Linked DNA regions of Homo sapiens: region 1 is linked to region 2. A link is an interaction called in ENCODE POLR2A ChIA-PET data of the cell type or tissue named here. Cell type or tissue: HepG2. All regions are shown on one strand. Each heading gives the region's core, and the rest is flanking DNA. Links, peaks and the distances in the headings are about the cores only. Region 1 overlaps CACNB4 (calcium voltage-gated channel auxiliary subunit beta 4). Region 2 overlaps CACNB4 (calcium voltage-gated channel auxiliary subunit beta 4).

The links. Peaks named below come from ENCODE experiments on the same cell type or tissue, not always from the same donor. Only the 100,000 strongest peaks of a DNase experiment are listed, where the experiment ranks them.
Region 1: POLR2A ChIA-PET joins it to region 2 with 8 read pairs; 2 of 35 experiments call an interaction of 5 or more read pairs at or near these places.

The regions. Positions count from the first base shown.
Region 1 is chr2:151,919,961-151,928,122 of GRCh38, reverse strand. All of the region lies in intron 2 of CACNB4 (calcium voltage-gated channel auxiliary subunit beta 4), which reads left to right. Among named protein-coding and RNA genes, the nearest start is that of ARL5A, 96 kb to the right of the region's middle. In HepG2, for the core only: no CTCF peak of the experiment used is centred there; a DNase peak (open chromatin) is centred at 4,642.
Region 2 is chr2:151,986,308-151,994,469 of GRCh38, reverse strand. All of the region lies in intron 2 of CACNB4 (calcium voltage-gated channel auxiliary subunit beta 4), which reads left to right. Among named protein-coding and RNA genes, the nearest start is that of CACNB4, 110 kb to the left of the region's middle. In HepG2, for the core only: a CTCF peak has its summit at 3,021; DNase peaks (open chromatin) are centred at 4,769 and 5,045.

The DNA of each region.
Region 1 (8,162 bases), core at 1,536-6,535, 66 kb after region 2:
GTTCTCTGCCATGCCCTGAGCAGCCGGAGCTGATGGAGTTTCTCTCTGATGTGCAGCCCTTCACATGGCCAAGTCTGCTGCTGGTTCTGCTGCCTCATACCCAGCTCCAGCTTGTGCTTACTCACAGCCCACTCCTGCCTCTCCATTCTGTGGCCTTTCAGTTTCTGCTGCTGCCTGCGCAAAGATTTTCCTTTTTCTTATGTTTGACTCTCAAGAAAGAAGGAGTGAGGGGAAAAGCAGAAAGCAGAAATAAATCTGTCTGGTCAAGCTCACCGCTACTGTGCCAGAGCTTTTTATTTTCCAGCCCATCAGCCTCTCTTTGCAGTCTTGCTGTTCTGTTGCATTGTCTTCACTTGCACAACCCTGATTATATCCAACCCTCCACCTACTCAGCACCTGCGTTGCTGCAGCTGGATAAGACTTGGGTGAAGCACGCAATTGCGCTGACTCACCTGCAGTTCGTGATCATTGATCTCAAGTGAGTTTTCAGTGCTGTTCACCAGTTGTGTTACCCCTCACCAGTCCATTCACTGTGCTACTTTTCTAGACAACCAATTTGTTCATACCTTCTGCTCTTTCCCCAAACTCCAGCACCTCTTCCCCCATCCTCAGTCTCAGCTGATGACCTTGCTTCTTATTTTAATGAGAAGATGGGAGCAATCAGAATAGAGCCCACATAGGGTCTTTCCACCACATCTTCCCAGCGAGTGGCTCTGCCCATATTCTCTGCCTTCTCTCCTATAACTGCACGAGTGGCCCACATACCTATCTTAGCCCAGCCTCTCCCCTTGTGTGTTAGATTCATCTCCTTGTGCCTGCTCAAGAGCATTGCTTTAGCAGTTTTCCCTACTCCTGCATCACCAATTTCCCCTCTCTCTACTGAATCATTCTTATCTGCAATACAAATATTCTCTTATTTCTCCCATGTTAGAAAATCCTCTGTGGATGTTTCTTTCTCCTTCTCCTATCCATTTCTGCCTTACATTTTCAGAAACATTTCCAAAAAAATTCCTAACTTTTTTGTGCCATAAAGACCTTTAATGGTCTGGTGAAGCCGTGGACTCCTTCTCAGAATAATGTTTTAAAGTGCTTAAAGTGAAACATAAGGCTAAAAAAGAAACACAGGATATTAATATACTGATCAAAATAACTTTCCACTGTTGTGATACGGTAGCATGTTACAAATGAAGAAACTGAGGCTTAGAGAGTTAGACACCCAAAGGCAAAGTTAGTAAGTAGCAGTCAAGGATTTAAATCAAGGTTTCTGATTCCAAAACCTGTCACTCTTCAGTATAAGAAGTTTCCTTCCATCGGAGCACTTGTAGAGCAGAAGAGCACAGTCACATGAGACCTAGTGATGGGTACAGTAATTACTGTAAATTTGAAATAGTAATGAGCATGATGTTTTGAGATATATGTAACAACTATAATGTAATATGAAAATATCCACAATTTCTATAGGCTATGAAGTAACAGATGCTGCTATTATATTATTAGTTGAAGAAAATGCTGCATTAGGGAGGAGTCAAAATACAGATGTAATTTTTTTTCCATCAAAATCCCTGAGCTCTCTGAATTCTATCCATAGATTCTTTGGGGACCCTCATTTTAGAGACTCTGCTTTTTATAGCAAAATTCCATTTCAGAGTTTTTCTATTCCCTGCCTTCTACTTCTCTTCACCCTTTATTGAGTCTGCTCTGATCAGGCTTTTGCCCCCATAATCTAGTGAAACTGTTCTTGTCAGGGTTGCCAATGACTTCCATATTGCTGTGGCCCATGATTTGCTTGCCTTATGAGCAGTATTTGAGAAAACTGATCATTCTTCTTTACTTTTCTTCACTTGTCTTCAAGGATACACACTCTCTTGGTTTTCCTCTGGCTTTTTTGGCAACTAGTTCTCAGATACCTATACTGATTCCTCATCTTCTGACTGCTAGATTTTGGAGACCCAGCACTCAGTCCTTCAATGTCTTCTCTTTCTGCCTATATACATTCTTTCATTTATCTCATCCATCCTTGAGGCTTTAAAATATTCAATGTATTCTAACATTCCTCCCAAAATTATAACTTTGGTCCTAACCTATCTCCTGAATTCCAACTGCCTACTCAATACCTCCATTTGGTTGTTTAATAGGCAAACAAATTAATCATGTCCAGATCTGGGTTCACCTGCTTTTCCTGTGGTCTTTCACATCCCAGCAAGTGGTATGTCGATTCTTCTAGTTGCTTGGGTCAAACACCTTGGATTCAGGTTTAACTCTCCTTCTCACATCCTGCATCCAATCCATCAGCAAGTCCTGTCAGTTCTGTCTTCACAGTATATTCTGAATGTTACCCTTCTCCACCACCTTGCTGTTGCCCCCTACACCAGCCTCTAAGGCCCTTTCCCTGGAATTTCACCCTAGCCTCCCCACCCTCCCCACCCCCTCCCTGCTCCTCTTTTCTATCCCTATATTTGGATGTTTGCAAATCCTACAAACAACCTATCCACCCTACTCCTTTGAATTCAGAAGAAATATGCACAGTTGCCAAACAAAATTGAAAATTCTTCCAGGTACCAGGGATTGCTAATGTACATGATTCCAAAATGATAGATGTTTTCCTATAAGTGACTTATGGAATTCATTCAGCAGCAAAAACATTAACTTGATAGGATTTTAAATGCAGCTCTGTAGGTTTGGTACCCATAGAAAGACAGTTTCAAAAGCATGGTACTTCAACTTTAGGACCTTACTTTTAAAGGACGTTCAGAAATTGTTTCACATGTACAAATGAAATTGGGACGTACATCCTCCAAATATAAAGGAATTATTTCTGATATGTGACTACCAAATAATACAAAATGTGTTAGCTAATAGCTGTATTCTTCTACTGCTCATTCTCTGTTATAAAATCAGAAAATAATAGAAATGCTTCAAGTAGCTTAGAGTGCAGGTAACTTTCCTTAACAATTAATTAAGTCATTTGTTCACTAACCACTGTTTAATGGCTTTTATGTGCCAGGTACTCCACTGGGTGCTGGGGATACAAAGAAGAATAAAATCCAATGGATATTCTTAAAGAGATCACAGATAAGTGGGAGAGGCAGAGGAATAAACAGCTGAGTACAATACAAATATGATCCATATCATAATAGAGGTGATAAAAATGGAATTATCAGCTCTGTTTAAATAGGTCAGAAAGTTTCATCCGGAAGCATTGCGTGGGATTCCTTGAAAAAAACGATAGAATCATTGTCACAATGTGTAAAGGGTACCTATCCTTACCACACCTCAACCGTGTTACAAAAAGGAGTTGGCTTGGAATTCTAAGGATGAAAAACAGATATCATATGTGTTATAAACACCCTGTGTTGAAAAAATGCCAGTCTGGCATTCCAGAAAGTGGAATCTGTTCTGAAACTTCCTAAAACTTTCTAAGGTAAATATATTCCAGAACTTCTCTTATTCATCCAGGGATTGAGAATGCTTCTTAGGGATTCCTAATATAAGTAATTCACCTTCATCATATTACAACTTTTCTCTGTGGTGGTGTAATATATACATATTATATGATGTAATTATATATATATACTATAGCAGCCATGATGGCACACACCTGTAGTCCCAGCTACTCAGTATGCAGAGGTAAGAAGATCCCTCCATATATTATTATATGTATATAATACAAATTATATTATATAGTGGCAATATAAATTATATTGTATAGTAGTAATAGCTGCAATGTAAGAGATTTCAGAATCAATTTTCTATAATCTACTTTAAGAGATTTCAGAATACACTTTGGGAGGGCGAGGCGGGCAGATCACGAGGTCAGGAGATCAAGACCATCCTGGCTAACACGGTGAAACCCCATCTCTACTAAAAATACAAATAATTAGCCGGGAGTGGTAGTGGGCGCCTGTAGTCCCAGCTACTCGGGAGGTTGAGGCAGGAGAATGGCATGAACCCGGGAGGTGGAGCTAGCAGTGAGCCGAGATTGCGCCACTGCACTCCAGCCTGGGCGACAGAGCGAGACTCTGTCTCAAAAAAAAAAAAAAAAAAAAAAAGATTTCAGAATAGATTACACGCACGTATGTATGTATGCATGTATAAATGCATGTATCTATGTAGGTATATAATGTATCATAGAGTCACATTAAAAAACCAGTCCCTCTGAATGGAGATGAGATGGAAACTCATGGAGAATTACTAGAAATTACCGAATTATACTGCCTGAGTATGTGAAAGTATTACCTTGCTTTAATTTTACTTTACTTAGTGTTGGGTCCATGAAATCAGGAAACAATTTCCCAGTCTTCCACATTTTAGTCGTGAGGAAACAGATCAATTTTTAGAGGTGAGGAACTTTCCTAGGGTTACCCAGCCAATCTGCAAGAGGGTTAGGAATAGAATCCAAGTTTCCTTAGTCTTATGGTTCTTCTTGCATTTTGTAAATGAGCTTTTATTGGCTGATGCTTAGCAAAAACGTTTCCCATTAGAATTCTGTAGGCCAGTCTGAAATTATCTGGCCAAGACTGATATTTTGTACTTGAAGAATGGAATGTCAGCTAGATGCCATCCGGGCCTCCACCCAGGCTTCCTCCAGCTCCCTGCACCTAGTTTCTATAACAGCAAGTCATGTGCTCAGCAAGGGGCTACACGGGGTCATGGGCCTGCTGCCAAGACTGGGGAGCAAAGCATGGAAGTTCAAGTCTAGACAGCAATGTGTTGAAAGCCAAGCTAGCAGGTGAGAGATCCAGCACATAAATAAAGACCAAGATGGGATGGCAGAGTCTTTAAGGACACCCTGCCCTATGCAACTGAGAGGGCAAATGAGGTGAGGTCTAAAAGCAAAGTAGTGGAGTCCTCTGGAGTTTAGGTGTTGGACCCAGTTTCAGAATAGAAGCAATAGCTAGGAGGAGGAGCCACCACATAGTCTGGAGGCTAACTCTGACTTGCAGTTGCTTTTGTTTGGTTGAGCATAGTTGTTATTATTTCTTAAAATAATGCTTACCTGAAATACTTTCATGTGCTCTCCATTTCACCATGGTTCCACCTGTTGCCTCACACCCATTCAGACAAGTCCGCAATGAGCCCAGCCTTGCTGTTTCTTCAGAGTTCTGGGTATTGCACAACTGGGCAGGGAGTGAGCACAGTTCCTTAAGACAAGCTGGCAATCCTCATAGACTCACAAATATGAATGTAGAGAGATTCCAACTTGAGGTTCTTTTGCAGTAGGCAAAATCAACAAACGCTCAGTATTGACTACATTTGATCTTTTAGGAATCAACTCAATGTTTTATGAAACTGACTTGCAAAATTCAAAAGGTCTAAAAAATATTAGAATGAAAACAGGATTTGTGAGTTTTACCAGCTGCTGGAGTCCACAAACTGCAACTGTCTTGGTAAATATCTTTTGGAAAGTTCTGATTGTCAGAAAACTTCAGACTATACATGCCAAAGATCTGATACTGGAAATGTCATGAATCATATAAGCCCCTGCCTCACACAGGGCAAATTTCATCTAAACTCCTCATGCTGGGCAGAACAATGGCTGCCCAAAGATGTCCACATACTAATCCCTGGAATCTGTGAATATGTTGGGTTTCATGAGAAATGGGAGTTAAAGTTGCTTATTAACTGGGTATCATAGTTCACGCTTTTAATCCCAGCACTTTGGGAGGTGGAGCCAGCAGGATTGCTTGAGGCCAGGAGTTCAAGACCAGCCTGGGCAACACAGCAAGACTCCATCCCTACAAAAAATTATAAAATTAGCCAGCCAAGGCAGCACACGCCTATAGTCCCAGTTACTTAGGATGCAGAGGTGAGAAGATCCCTTGAGCCCAGGAGGATGAGGCTGCAATGAGCTATGATCATGTCATTGACTCTAACCTAGGCAATAGAGGGAGACCCCCATCTCAAAAATAAAATAAATAAAAAGGTAAATTTACTTATCAGTTGACCTTGAGATGGGGAGATTGTACAGGATTATCCCAGTGAGTCTTATGTAATCACTTGGGTTCTTGTGAGTGGAAGAGGGAGGCAGAAGAGAGAGAACAAGAGAGATGGCATTGTGAGGATGACTCAGTCTGACATTACTTTTTTGAATATTGTATTAGTCCATTCTCACACTGCTATAAAGAACTACCTGAGACTGGGTAGTTTATGAAGAAAAGAGGTTTGACTCACAGTTCTGAAGGCTGTACAGGAAGCATGGCTGGGAGGCCTCAGGAAACTTAGAATCATGGCGGAAGGCGAAGGGGAAGGGGAGGCAGGCACATCTTAACCGTGGTGGAGCAGGAGAGAGAGAGAAAAGGGCGAAGTGCCACACACTTTTAAATAACCAGATCTCGTGAGAACTCACTATCACAAGAACAGCAAGGGAAAAATCAGCCCCATAATCCAATCGCCCTCCACCAGAACCCTCCCCCAACACTGGGAATAACAATTCAACATGAAATTTGGGTAGGGAAACAGAGCCAAACCATATCAAATATGGAGGAAGGGGCCTATGAGCCAAGGGAGGTGGCTGGCTTTAGAAGCTGGAAAAGGCCAGGAAACAGATCCTCCCTTAGAGCCTCCAGAAGGAACACAGTCCTGCTGACACCTTGATTTTAGGCCAGTGAGATACATTTTGGACTTCTGACATCCAGAACTACAAAATATTAAACTTGTGTTGGCTTAAGCCATTAAGTTTGTGGTCATTCTTACAGCAGCAATAGGTAAGTAATAAACTCTTAGATGAAGAAAGGTCAGTGAGGCATGACTAGATTAGTGTGGCTCATCTGCTGTCGTTCATGTTGTTTTAAACCAAGATTCACCATTTGATATTCATTATTTGGCATTTGCAGCTGTCATCATTTTTTAGATGATGAAACTATGCCTTGTTTTCATGGGATAATGTTTGTGAAGCTCTCAAATTCCTAAACCAATCAAGTAAGGTGTTTTTTTTTAACTTATTTATTTATTTATTTATTTATTTATTTATTTATTTATTTATTTTTGAGACGGAGTCTTGCTCTGTTGCTCAGGCTGGAGTGCAGTGGCACGATCTTGGCTCACTGCAGGCTCCACCTCCCGGGTTCACGCCATTCTCCTGCGTCTCCCAAGTAGCTGGGACTACAGGTGCCCACCACCATGCCCAGCTAATTTCTTTTTGTATTTTTAGTAGAGACGGGGTTTCACTGTGTTAGCCAGGATGGTCTTGATCTCCTGACCTCGTGATCCGTCCGCCTTGGCCTCCCAAAGTGCTAGGATTACAGGCGTGAGTCACCGTGCCTGGCCTCAAGTAAGTTTTAAGATGGCAAAAGCTAAGGATTCTAAGGCAGCTCTCAAAATCCTGAAGATACATTATGACCTTGCCACTTAACACTGTCTTACTTGTCAATTATGATCCTGATCACAAAATATGGTTGCATGTTTAGATGGAAATTCTTCTTTGGTAAAGAGGGAACCAAATTACAAAGTACAATAGACTGATACATGCTGAGGTTACTACAAAGACTCTAGACTGGGCCTGGCATAGTGCTCATGCCTGTAACCCCAGCACTTTGGGAGGACAAGGTGGGAGGATTGCTTGAGGCCAGGACTAGCCAGGGAAACATAGCAAGAGCCTGTCTCTACAAATAAATAAATAAATGAGATACAAAAATTAACCAGGTGTGGTGGCACGTGCCTGTAGTCCCAGCTACTCAAGAGGCTGAGGCGGAAGGATCACTTGAGCCCAAGAGGTCGAGGCTGCAGTGAGCCAACATTGTGCCACTGTACCTCCGTTGTGGACAACAGAGCAAGAACCTGTCTCAAAAAAAAAAAAAAAAAAAAAGAAGAAGAAGAAGAAGAAAAGACTCTAGACTGGTAAAGTAAAAAATAAACATAAAATGAAATCATTTTACTATTGTTCTATTCCTATTACAATAGAAATAGAAATTGTTCTATTCCTATTACAATAGAAATAGAAATTGTTCTATTCCTATTACAATAGAAATAGAAATTGTTCTATTTCTATTTACAAAGGAAAAACACATTCTGACACCTAATAATTTCTAAATTGGTGTGACACTTATTAGGTTGCCATAATAGGATTAACAAACATATAGGAGGAGCTAATTGCAAGGCATTTAACTTGGAAATCACAACCATTGCCAAATGGCTTTATAGTTGGCTTTTGTGGTTGTCATGGA
Region 2 (8,162 bases), core at 1,851-6,850:
CTTTGGGAGGCCAAGGTGGGCAGATCACTTGAGGCCAGGAGTTTGAGACCAGCCCGGCAACATGCTGAAACCCCGTCTCTACTAAAAATACAAAATGAGCTGGGTGTGGTGGCACACGCCTTTAATCCCAGCTACTTGGGAGGCTGAGGCAGAAGAATCGCTTTGTAAAGCATGATCATGCCACTGCACTCCAGCCTGGGCGACAGAGTGAGACAGTGTCTGAAAAAAAAAGAAAAGGGACCCTTTTTTTCTGGATTCCAGACAGGAAAATTTAATCCTCGGTGGTGTTTTTTTTTAAGAAACAGAGTCTTTCTCTCTTACTTAGGCTGGAGTGTAGTGATTCCAGCATAGCTCACTGCAGCCTCAAACTCCTGGGCTAAAGCAATTCTCCTACCTCAGCCTCCCAAGTAGCTGAGACTACAGGCACACACCACCATACTCAGCTAATTTTTAAATTTTTTGTAGAGATAGGGTCTTGCCATGTTATCCAGGCTGGTCTCAAACTCCTGGGCTCAAGCAATCCTCCTGCCTTGACCTCCCAAAGTGCTGGGATTACAGGCATGAGCCACTGTGCCTGGCCACTTTTTCAACTTTAAAAGTGGTCCCCGGCTGGGCACAGTGGCTCACGCCTGTAATCCCAGCACTTTGGGAGGCCGAGGTGGGCGGATCACAAGGTCAGGAGTTCGAGACCAGCCTGACCAACATGGTGAAACCCCGTCTCTACTGAAAATACAAAAATTAGCCCGGCGTGGTGGCACACACCTGTACTCCCAGCTACTCGGGAGGCTGAGGCAGGAGAATCGCTTGAACCTGGGAGGCAGAGGTTGCAGTGGGCCAAGATTGTGCTACTGCACTCCAGCCTGGGCGATAGAGCAAGACTCCGTCTCAAAAAAAAAAAAAAAAAAAGTGCTCCCCAACCTATGCCTCCGTGTTCAGAGAAGTAGTCTCTGGCACTATCCTGTTTTTCTGGTTCCTTACCTGGCCCCTCTTGTAATTTGTGTGCCTCATCTGGCCTATGAATTCTCACTGCTGTGTGTTTCATCCTTGCTTTGGCACTTTGCCCTGTGTACCTTCTCGTCCAGTTCCACTTTCATTGGCTACCATGAATATCATTTCTCCTGGGCCCCAGGCTCCTATTTCCTGTCCCTGAAAGTAGGTCTGGGCTTCTTGGGTCAAACAAAAATGGTATCTACAAATTACTTTGTCTCAAGGAGTGTTTCTAGATATAGTTAGTGATCAAAAATGTGCTTCCAAACAAGGAGGAAAGCTTGTGGGTAAAAGCCTTGATAGTAAAAAAGATGTTTAAAAAAAAAAAAAACAAAAAACGTGGCTTACTGTCTCTGACTCTGACCTTATTCAAGATGTTTTCTTGTCCCTTCTTCCCACACCTACCAAAAAAGACACCAGAGCTGAGAACCTTGTGAGATCCACTCAATTTCAGTCCTTTTCGTGGGTGTGAGGAAGACAATAATTACCAGATTTGGAAGCTGATGAAGGTGTCATTTTGACAGTCCTGAGAACTTAAATGTTCTGTTTGCATTGCTTGCAGAACTATTTGCAATTTAGGAAGCGGAATATTTCCAAAGCATCTTTAGTGACATGGCTTAACCTTGACTTTGGAGGAGTAAGAGTCAGTCAAAGGATGTGAAATACTCAGCTTACATTGGCTAAGTGCTCATAGCATCAAGTTTCTCTAGGGGTGACTGAATGGGTCCCAGTTGGAATGAGGTGAGAAATGGGACTAAGGATTGCTTCCTGATTGCAATGGTGGCTAGCTTGTAGCTTTCCCAGAAACTTAAATTTGCTCTGCTCCCCCGGGTGCTGGTTTGCATTCACATATCTCAGCAACTGTCATAATGACATGCAACAGCCACGCCATTTACAGAAAAAGCTAGAACTCTGTGTTGGTAAGTAAAAGCCCTCCAGCATAGGTATACACTTAGTTGTTCCTTCCAGTGGTTATCATACTTCTTTTCTTGCCATAGTTACATGCTAACAACGTCCCAAAGCTATAGTTGCTCTTGCATTTTGTTCTTAATTCTTGTAAGATAAACTAATAATACAGGGAGTAAATGTGCACTGTTTATTAATTAAAATCCCCGGGACACGGGATAAACTGAAGGAAATCGTGCTTTTTGAAAAGTAGGTGTAGCTTGCCATGCTGCATTGTCTTATACCCACACATAACTCTGGCTGGCACTTTTTGGGTGCCAGGCTGCATGCATCTCCCTGACCCACTGTAGACTTCAGCTGCAGCTGTGGTGGACAGTGCTTATGCATCCAGCCTGTTTGCCTTCTCTCTTCTGCCTCACGGTTCTCCCTTGAAGGAGTTTACTCCATCCAGGCCTGTCTCCAAATAGAGGAAACTTAATGCCCTCTCCACCAATGGTGAAGGGGGGTCGAGGATTAAGTACTCTAGCTCATTGTCCTTCAGGGGGGCCATTCTGGAGAGCATTTTACTCTCGCTTAGAAGTTCTCAGTGGGACTGAGTCCCAGTTACCTCTCTGCAATCGGAAATCAGTTATGTATTCTTCATTGACTTTTCCTCCTTCCTGGATTCGCTCTTTTGTTTCCCTCATTCCTGCTTCCTAAGATCCCCTCCGAAAGTCGTTATCTTAGGTTCTGCTTTGAGGGAGGCCAAATTAAGACAATCGCCATTACAGAATGATAAACAAATCACTAGAAGCATCTCTTTTAGCATCTCCTTTTGACTCCCTATAGAGAAAGATAGTTTTTCACGATTTTTTTAAAAAATGGAAGCCAGAAAAATAGACAGATGAAGAAAAAGATTGTTTGTTTCTTATTGTCATGTTAAGAAAAAGAAGACATTCAGAAGCCCTGCATTCCTATGGTTATGCTTTAGAAAGCAAGAAGCACATTCTTCACACCCCATTTTTCAGTTTTTGGCATGTCATTTAGCCCATTTTCAGAATTCGTCACCTAATGGCTACTCCCAGTTCAAAACCACATGTGGAAAATTATAACAAGAGACAATGAAAAGTCATCTGGCTCAGTGCTCCATCTTCAGGTGAGAGGAGGACTCAGGTTAGAGAAAAACATGTAAAGAGATTTCACAGTGAGCTTAGCAGAACTGTGCAGACCAGCTTCTGGGAAAACTGGTTCTTCAGGATGGGTTCCAGAATTTGGATTTTGGATTAAATGTTATTGATTAATAAGAACTAAATTGGATCTCCAAAATGGAACTACTGTACTCAGAGTCCTAAGACTAGTCTGGAGCCGAACTCTGAGTTAGAAGGTGATGAGCTGCTCACCTCCAGTGTTCAGAGTCCAAGCCTTCTCTCTAAAGAGAGTTCATCACTGCTAGCTTGATGGGAGCATGCTAGAGAGAATCTGAGCTTCATCAGGAGCAGGCTCCTCTGAGATATTTTCAAATGTAACCAAAGGTCTAAGATAAATAGGACTTAGACATGCAATTTTTGTTGAAAGAAATTTAGTATAATTTGTATTCCATATGTAACACACTGCAAATTTGTTCCTGCTGGATAATGCCATTTTATATAGCCACACAATTCACCATCTCCCAATCAGAAGACAACATTTTAAAATGACCTTTCAAACAGATATTAGCAAGGTTTTGAATGGGCTTATCTGTCATCTTATTAAACTAATTTTTGAATATTCTCTCATTCCTTGGGAGAGTCTCTGCCTACAGACATCTCTTTCTTTCTAAGGTAATCAACTGACTGCTTCCTTGTCCTGTTTGCTCACTCAGTTGAAATTGTGACTTCTGGTCAGAGTTGTGCCCATGGTGTATTAGATAGAATCAGAAGGTAAAAGGGATCAGAATGTGTTCACTGATCATGAGATTAATCCCAGAATTTGCAGAACTCTTTGTTAAAAGATTGGGGGGCACTTTCTATGTCACAGGCACTATGGTAATTGTTAAGGAAGCAACAGTGCACAAGACCCGGTCCCTGTTCCTCCTGGAGCTCACATTGTTGCCTGAGTGAGGAGGGCGAACCGTGGGAAATGCTGTGATGTGGTGGCACCTGAGAGACCCCACAGCAGGGATGTGTAATCTCTAACTGGAGAGGGTTGTGCTTTTGGTAGGGAAGTGAGGAGATGTCTGGGCTGACTTTTGAATAACCAGTAGGAGGAAGTTATGCACAGGGAATTAGGTGGTGAGATAGTTTTTGAGGAGCAAGGTTCAATGTGCTCAGAAGCCTAGGACAAGAAGTGCAAGAATTTGATACAATGAGATATGGCTGGAGCATGTGTGAGGAAATTATGGCAAGAGATGAGGCTGGGCACACCAGAAGTGGCTTGTAATTTTTTCCTGAAAGAATTCAAATTTTATCTTAAAGAAAGGGAGGTGTCATGGATGTTGTGTCAACAGAGTCATCTGATTGGACTTGTAGAATATTTTGGTATTCAAATGGAAAGATATATGGGACTTGAGGGGTGGGCACAGTTGGATGCAGAAGACTGGTAAGGAGGCTGTCACAGGGAACAAATTGGGAGAGCCTCAACTGTAGAGACTGAAAAAAGAGGAGAGGTTCAAAAGTTGTTAGGGGGAATACCAACAGAACATAAAGTCAGTGGAGAGGGGGAAGGGAAGCATCAAGGATGATTCCTAGATTTCCAAATTGGACAACTGGGTGGGTAGTCACTCTGTTTTAGAATATAAGGACTTGATTTTCGAAGGAGATGGAGGTGAGTTCACTATTGCACATGTTGAGTCTAATATATGTGGACCATGGGACATCTGAGGAGAGGTATCTGGTAGGCAGTTGAATATGTGGTTGTTGAACTTCAGACCTGTATTTGAACTGGATGTGTTTATTTATGAATCATCAGAAGATGGAACGTAGTTGAAGCTAAGGGAGAGGAGGTGAAACTGTGAAATTTGAGAGGTGGCCAGAGGGTGAAGAACCCATGAAGGAAATCAAGAAAGAATGGCCAGAGAAGTAGAAGAGAAACCATGGAGAGCCATACCATAGAAACCAAGGAGCAGGAGAGTTTCCAACGGGAGAAAGGTCAATAGTGTCAGAGGTCACATAAGACGAGGTTCTATTAGAAATTGCAACAAAGAGGTCACTGGCAACCTTGGCAAATACAGTTTGAGTCAGAGATAGAGATAAAGGCCAGATTATTGAAACATGAATAATGGAGAAGAAATGAAGACAGAGTGTAGAAGCACTCTTTGGATGTTGGCTATGAAGGACAGATAGAAGTAAGTTGATAGCTGGAAGAGGCAAGGCCAGGGAAGTGTTGTTATTCTTTGAAGTGTTTGTGTGTTAAGGCTAACAGCTCAAAGAGAGGTGTGGGTTGAAGTTATAGTCAAGAGAGCATATGGAACCAGATTCGTACTGAGGCCAGAGAAATTGGGATTCCAAACACAGGTGAGAAGATCAATCTTAGAAGAAGAAGGGATACTTTCTTCCACTGAAATGGAATGAAAAGAGGTATTTGTGGGGTGGAACAGGATATTGAGGAATTGTCAGTTGCTCTATTCACCTCTGCTAATGGTAAAAGAAGAGAGATGAGGTAAGAGTCTTGAGGCGATTGGTGAAGACTTTTGTGGATTGAGGGAAAAAACTCATAATAGATATGGAAGGGGTGCTGGGCAATTGCTATCAACTACATGTTTATGCCTCCCTCTCCCCAGTTCATAGGTTGAAATCTTAATGCCCAAAGTGATGGTAGTGGGAGGTGGGGCCTTTGGGAGGTGATTGGGCCAGGAGGGTGGAGCCCCCATGATGGGATTAGTGTCCTTATAGAAGAAGAGGAGAAACCAGAGCCTCCTCTCTCTACCACTCAAGGATATGGCAGGGAGGTGGCCTTCTGCAAACCAGGAACTGGGACCTCCCCAGACCCCGACTCTACTACCTTGGTCTTGGACTTCTCAGCCTCCAAAATTCAGAGAAATAAATCTTTGTTGTTTAAGCCACTCAGTGCTTGATTTTTTTTATAGCAGCTCCAGCTAACTAAAACAGCAGTATTGAGAGACTAGTAGAGGCCCAAGGTTATGAGGCTGCACTGCATGATTTTATTATATATATTTATTATTTGATTACCCACTCTCATGTAGGGTGGGGAAGGTTTTTAGAATCCGCCAGGATGTGGGTGAAGTAAGCACAGGAAAGGCAGATGTATGAGGTAAAATTGGAGGCATTTAGGGCCTAGAGAGCTCAGTGGGTCCAGAATGTAAGTGAATATGAACAACTGAGAGAGAAATTTAGAGGGATTAGTAGTGGAAGTCACGTCCTTGGGTAGGGAGACTGGTTTGTCTAAGCCTTTGCCGCAACCGTTGTCCACTTTGACTTTTCTTTAGAAAAAAAAATACAGTAGCAGTAATTTACAGCTAATCACTTGTAACAACTTCCCATTAGAATTTTAATTTACTTTGATTTCTAGATCATTTTAACAATGTGTTTTCATCTTAAGCTTCAGATCTTAAAAAAAGTATTTCAGTTGGCGATAAATTACTTGGTAAGAAAATGGGAGTGTAAAAATTATTTAATGGAATCATTTTCAAAAGGAAAGTTACAGTTTCTAATGAATATATGTAGAGATTTTTCAGGCAAATTCATGCAGATGCATAAATCCTCAAGAATGAACACCAGAAAATGATACATGGTGACGGAGATATTGTCATTGGAAATGGAAATATACAAAGGGAAGACATTTAAATTGGTGGGTCGCATCGAAACTGTGATTCATTCTCCCTGTGCCTAGGTACTAAGTTATCTGAGTTAGCAGCATGTGTAATGACTCCAAATTTAGAAAAATAAAATAAAATGAAGAGGAGGGAAAGTGCTGGCATGGCGATTTACAGTGACACACAGCTAATGCTGAGATGTGAATGTGTGACCTTGTGATTACACTTTTGGCTATATGTGCTGTTTTGCTAATTCCAGTCACCAAGTTTGGTACACTTGTTAATGCTTTTTTCTTTGACTTAATTCAAAACATCAACAAAGTGCCTTTCTTTTGGATCCATCATCCCGATTTATTATGCTCAGGAATGTCCAGGCTTTTCTGTCCTGAGGCTTTTTTGAGGATGATGTCTGCGGTAGAGACCATCCAAAGGCAGGCAAAATAGCCCATGGAGAGAGAGAAACAGAATGGAACAGAGTGTTCTCTGAACTCAACCAAGCCCAGAGATTGTAGTGCTGCCCCCCACTGAGCTACGGGAGTATACTGTAAAGAATATCATTGCCATATTAAGACTTACGTTTTGAAGTTCAGGTAGCCTATCCATCATTGTCAATTAATTTGTACCAAGAGCTCAAGGTGGTTGGTGTAGTAGTGCTCATATGTTGCGGAGGTTGTCTGCAGAGCAAATAGAATAATTCATTTGGATTCATACTTTACCTAATTTTGAAAATCCATCCCTTACTTTTCATGTTGGAAAATTGGAATGAATTTCCCACTAATGGATTTGTTGAGGAATTCAGTTTCCTCTTTGCATTTGACCCAACAGCGCACTGGTTGTCAGCACTTGGTGTTCCTCCATCTCTTCCTTCCAGAAGGGTCTCTGTATGGTGGTAGGAGATGACCACTTTGAGCACCTGAGAGGGAAAAAAACAATCTCTGAAGCAACTCCTGCTGAACTTCTTATACCGGTGATTTGTAACAATTCAATGTGTGACTCCCCCCAACCCCAGTAAGAGATTAGTCTGGAGGTGGCACTCAGTCCAAGCAATGCTAGGAGAATCAGACTGGGCCAGGCTGCTCTTATGCTAGCATATCCCCGTCAGATGGCATTGTACCAAAGTCTGATATGAAGGGAACTTTTCTCTCTAATACCAGGCCTTTGTTTTTCTCTATATATTTTTTCTTCATTAGAATGTTAACTAACCTAGCTCTGAAAGTAAATCAAGGGTACTTCCTAAGTCCAGGTTATATGAGGTTGATGAGTATGCTAAATGTGACCCCAATATCAATAGCTATAGATGATTCTAGTATGGTGCTTAATAATGTGGAGTGGAATAATTGGTGTCTTAGAGATGGGAGTGGGATTGGGAGTGGGTTGAAGGGTTAGCTGAGATTTCACATCTTGGTAAACCTCATCATAAATCGGTAAATAATATGAACACTTATCACTGACCCATAAAATACAGACAGAGGCTCTTCTTGAGTTGGAAGGAGCCATTTTGGAAATTCAAACCAGATGCTTATTCTGTCTACTGTATAAA